2 separate regions of the Homo sapiens genome follow, and region 1 is linked to region 2. Evidence: read pairs that join two places in POLR2A ChIA-PET (ENCODE). Cell type or tissue: OCI-LY7. All regions are shown on one strand.

Evidence for each region. ChIA-PET counts read pairs that join two places held together with the same protein. Peaks named below come from ENCODE experiments on the same cell type or tissue, not always from the same donor. Only the 100,000 strongest peaks of a DNase experiment are listed, where the experiment ranks them.
Region 1: POLR2A ChIA-PET joins it to region 2 with 10 read pairs; 2 of 35 experiments call an interaction of 5 or more read pairs at or near these places.

What each region holds. Positions count from the first base shown.
Region 1 is chr7:47,937,126-47,939,625 of GRCh38, reverse strand. The region is part of intron 3 of PKD1L1 (polycystin 1 like 1, transient receptor potential channel interacting); the gene reads left to right. Among named protein-coding and RNA genes, the nearest start is that of PKD1L1, 10 kb to the left of the region's middle. RefSeq lists enhancers at 1,281-1,450, 1,901-1,980. In OCI-LY7, CTCF peaks have their summits at 636 (motif pointing right), 1,395 and 1,599; DNase peaks (open chromatin) are centred at 665, 1,235 and 2,135; H3K4me3 peaks cover 1,387 bases; H3K27ac peaks cover 2,362 bases.
Region 2 is chr7:47,834,025-47,836,524 of GRCh38, reverse strand. PKD1L1 (polycystin 1 like 1, transient receptor potential channel interacting) reads left to right here. Exons shown (of 57, transcript NM_138295.5): 38 at 1,282-1,392; 39 at 1,486-1,558; 40 at 2,140-2,186. Among named protein-coding and RNA genes, the nearest start is that of PKD1L1-AS1, 40 kb to the right of the region's middle. In OCI-LY7, no CTCF peak of the experiment used is centred here; no DNase peak of the experiment used is centred here.

The DNA of each region.
Region 1 (2,500 bases), 100 kb before region 2:
TCCCTTGCATCTGTTTATCAGAGTAGCTAACAGGGCTTGGGTCTGAAGGCCTGGGCAATGCCCTGGAGATGGAGGAGAAGCGTGAGAGGAGTGACTCTCACATCTGTGGGTGGGGTCCGAGAGAAGAGTGAAAACTTCTGAGTGAGACATGCTTTTCACCCAGAATAAGCATTGGTTCCAAAGGGACATGCACAGACAGCCCAGAGTTGTGCGTTTCTAGTTCAAATTTAAAGAAGCCAGTTCTCTTTGAAGCTCCCAGAACCTCTGCTGTCCTTGGCAAAGACTCTCCTGCAGTTCATTTTTCAGTATTCCTCATGCAGAGCAGCGTTATTAAACCACCCCCTCCGTAGCACATCCATCTGAGTTTATATTGAAATGAATTTGATCTCAACCCACAGTGTTTGTGTTTGGGAGCTTTTCTCTGCTCTGCCATCACTTTTGTCAGCGAAAGTTCAAGGAGGCATTTTTAGGTTCCCAAGGAAGGATATTTAGTAAGATGAGCGTCTGATGGTTCTGAGAACAGGAGGTTGGGGAGAGGTGTTTTAGAGGGGAGGTGATATTACCTGCGTTTCTCACATTACACAATGTAAATAGCCACATACAGTGACTTCCTTAGGCTTTTAGTGCCCTCACCTCCAAACACAAGGGGGCAAACAGACCTCATGCTTCTTGAACACTTGGTGCAGATCTGCTATGCAGAATCACCTAGGGAGCTTAAAAGTCAAAGAAACCAAACAAAACCATGCACAAGCCCTGCCTCTGAAGATTCTAACAGACATGCTGTGGCGTGGCTCAGGGTGATGGTGCTTCAACCCCACCCCACCCAGGTGACTCCAAGGTTCAGCCACCTGGGACCTCAGCTTTGGGCATAGATCGATGCCTTTAGGATTTGACCATCATGTCCCAAAGGGCTTGGTCCTGGTGAAATGTGCAATCAGGGGGCTCTCTGGTTTTGGTTGACTGGGAGACCCATTTCCAAGCTGCATTCTGGCCGCTCTGCTCTCTACAGCCCCAGTGGGCTCAGGCGAAGGTCACACAGGGCCATACACCAGCTCCTGGACGTGCTGGGCAGTTTGCTGATTGGGCATAGTTATAGGATAGTGTCTTGCAAAGCCCTGTGTCTCCCATGCTGCTCACTAGCACCATGCCTTTTAGGGGTTGTAGGTACATGCAGCTGTCTCAGCCCCTGGGTTTCACATCCTCAGGAAACTGCCAGGATCTACCCAGGTCCTGCTCTGGGAGGCCACAGAGGGGTTCCCTGTTCTCGTCACAGAAGAGGGGCAGGTGCCAGGCGTATGCACTCAGGCACGAGCTGGCATCTTTCAGCTCCCACTCTGGCCTTCTTGACACCTTCCTGTGTTGTTCTCCTGAAAGATGAAGCACCTGATGTCCTGTAGTTACAAATCTGTAAAAGGCCCACAGCACAGGGAGCGCACATCCCAGGGAGGGGCTGGGCCGTTGGTTAACCTATACTAACTTCTTAACTGGCTGGAACTACTTCTGGTAACAGCTCTCTCAAGAGCCAGAGTGAGGCCCTGGGCCCTCAGTCTGAGGGATGGTGGCTGCTTTTTGTAATCATGTCCACAGTGGGGCGTTGTCTCTGGACAGGCGTCCTGTGTAGGAAACAAGGTGGCCAGCTTCCCGTAGGCCAAAAGTGTCCCCCCTCCTCCTGTGCCGTGGGCACCTCCCTGCTTTCCTGGTGCCACCAGGATTGAGATTTTGTCACAAGGAGAGCTGCACAGGTCAATGCAAGGTCAACAGAGGCCTCATGACCAAGATGGGCTCCCAGCACCCCTCACCTGCCCTCCAATGCCCCCACCCCACCTAAGCTCTCAGTGTGCACAGGCCGAGCAAGCCCAGTGGCATTGTCTCTGAGTTCTCTCTTGGGCTCCATCTCACTTCCAGTCCAGCAGCCAGCCCGGCCACCCCATAGCCTCAGAGGTGTTCACCCTCTGCCTTCACTCCACAATCAAGACCTGCCATCCTCATAGCCCTCTGAGTGGATCCCCTGCTGCCACTCCTGCCTGCCAGGCTCTCTTCAGTACCGCAACCACACTGTTGCTTCTGTGCATTGGAGCGTGCCACTCTTGTGCTCAGAACCCTCCATCTCATTCAGAATGAAACTCCACTTCCTGAGTCTGACCCCACTTGGCCTCCCGTAACTCTGAGGTCACCTCCTGTGCTCTCTTGGTTCCCACTTGTGGCTGCAGCCCCACGAGACTTCTGCTGCTCCTGCAGTGAAGCAGGTGTGCCTCCACCTTCGGCATAGCTCTGCATTCCTCCTCTTCCAGCTCTGCTTAGATGTCGTCACACACAGCGGCCTTCTCTGACCCTGTGTATAAAAAAGCACCGCGCCCCCCCCCCCCACCCCCACCCCGTCCCGACCCCGCACGAATCCCTCCTGCAGCTCTATTCTTCCGCAGCACGACCCCCAGCAGATGCTGTTATGGCTACATGTTTGCTTTCTGGCTTCCTCTGGCAGAACAGGAGCCCTGGGAGG
Region 2 (2,500 bases):
CAAGATGCCAGTTTGCACTGGCAACTCTGGTCTGATTGTTCCTCATGAGATGTAGTAAATTACTTCCAAATCAGTGTCAGCAGTTAAAATGGAGACCCTCTCTTTCCTGAGGAAAAAACAACACAGCAGGACGTGGACTGAGGCAAAACTGACTTGTTTACTACGACAACATCATGGCCATTCATGCACCCAGCCCACCGGGTTCACCGCTGGGTCGTAGTGTGGCTGCAGAATGTGGTGACAAGGTCCGTTTCCGAGGTGGGGGTCAGCGACCCATCCATGGGACAGCCGGGCATAGTGGCTCCTTTATGACACCAGGTATCAGAGAGATCCAATAACAATTATGGATTGGTGGGATTAAAAAAATAACAGCGCACAGAATTTGTAAAAAGAGGATAAAGAAATATCATCAAGTAGCAGGAAGGGAACAGCTCCGTCCACCTGGAAATAGACCAGGGCCTGTGGTGAGGAAACCTACGGTCGGCCTCTTCTTTGAAGCCGACATGTTGTCTGATGTTGGACCACTAACCACTTTTCTCTGTTCATTGGTACCTTGTGGGTTGATGCCTTGCTGGATTGTAGCCATGATTCCATCCATGGAGCACATGCCTGGTAGAGAGTGGGTGCTCGGCAAGCATTTGTTCAATCCAAAACGATTTGTATAAGAAGAAACAAAATGATTTCTTGTGTTTTTTTCACTCCTGGGGTAGAAGAAGCCTTTGCTGGATTCCTTCTGCTTGTATCCATCATATCAGTTCTATATATAGTTCTATTTTTTTCTTAGAACGAATATTGAACATGAAGCATTATTTAAATTGAATTGTGGCCAGGCGCAGTAGCTCACGCCTGTAATCCCAGCACTTTGCGGGGCTGAGGTGGGCAGATCACCTGAGGTCAGGAGTTTGAGAGCAGCCTGGCCAACATGGTGAAACCATGTTTCTACTAAAAATACAAAAATTAGCTGGGCGTGGTGGTGCATGCCTGTAATCCCAGCTACTTGGAAGGCTGAGGCAGGAGAATCGCTTGAACCCGGGAGGCGGAGGTCGCAGTGAGCCAAGATCTTGCCACTGCACTCCAGGCTGGGCGACAGAGAAAGACTCCATCTCAATCAATCAATCAATCAATTGAATTGTAACTTAAAATTCATGATTCATGAAGAGAGCACTTTTATTAAATATAATGTATGTATTCACATTACATGTATTTGTAATTACACAATGACTGCGTTTTAAGCGGGACTCATATTGAGTTGATGTAATGGCTGCTGTTGCTTTGTTGCAGCCCCACTTGGACGTCAGCCCCACCCTTGGATCCTTCAGGGTGGGTCTCCTGTGTACCCTCCTGGCTTCTCCAGGGGCCCAGCTCTTGTCCCTGCTCTTCAGGCTCAGCAAGGTACCTGCGACTTGTCCTCATGGCCCTGTTCTCCTGAGCAGCCCCTTCATTGCTGGGGAACACGCTTGGCGAACCACCTCTTTCCTTCTGCAGGAAGCCCCGGGGTCTGCCCGAGTGGAGCCACACAGCCCACTTAGAGGAGGAGCACAGACCGAGGCACCCCATGGTAAATGTACATTAAAACTCTCAGAAACTCTCCGTGGGGCTGAGCCTTTTGCACCAATCTACTAAGTAGAAATTGTATCTTCTGTTTTCAATTTGCATTATGTTTATTATGAGTAACATTGAGCATCATTTAATGTGTGTAAAAGTCATTTTATTTTCTGTCATCTGTCCATTTTATTTGCCCACATTTATATGAACCTTATAAAATCCTTTTTTTTCTGAGGGACATCTAAATACTTTTCACCAGCTAAGTAAAGTAGGTCTTTGTCAGATGGATAGTGAATCCATTTTCTAGTTGCTAGTGCCATTTATTTTATTAATTAAACATTTTTCTCAAGCTGCCATGTTTCCTTAGGGCAGCCTCAAGTGGGTGTGAGGGTTGCCCAAGCCAACATCAGGACTGAAGCATCAACAAAAGTCCTCGTTCTAGCCTTATCCTCTCAGAAATACTCATTCTGGCTGAGTCAGGAAGGAAGAGTATTTGCTGAAGAAAGTAGTGTCCCCGCTAATCCTTAAACATATCCCTGTTTAAATGTATCACCCCAAAGCATCGTACATTGGATTTTTATTTTTTTGAATCAGGTCCTAATTCCTGGGGAAGGATACCAGACGCACAGGAGCCACGCAAGGTAAATCAATCATTATGCGCAGCAGCTAATCTTCTAGCATGAAATGCAAACAATTAGATTTCTCTGGCATCCTCCCTTGGCTATGGTCTGGCCATGGATGGGTCAGGCTCAAGGTGAGACGGACACAGGAAAAGATCAATGCAAGACCTGTTGTGCTGGCTGGGGGCCGTCCTCCCTAGAGGGAGGTCCCGTTTCCCAGGACACATGCCATGGCAACCCGGCTCTCCAGGTGGGTCAGAAAGAAGGGGTCTCAGCAGAGGCCTGAAACAGGAAGGAAGTGAAGCCCAGAAGAATTCAGAAAGCCCTGTGTGTCT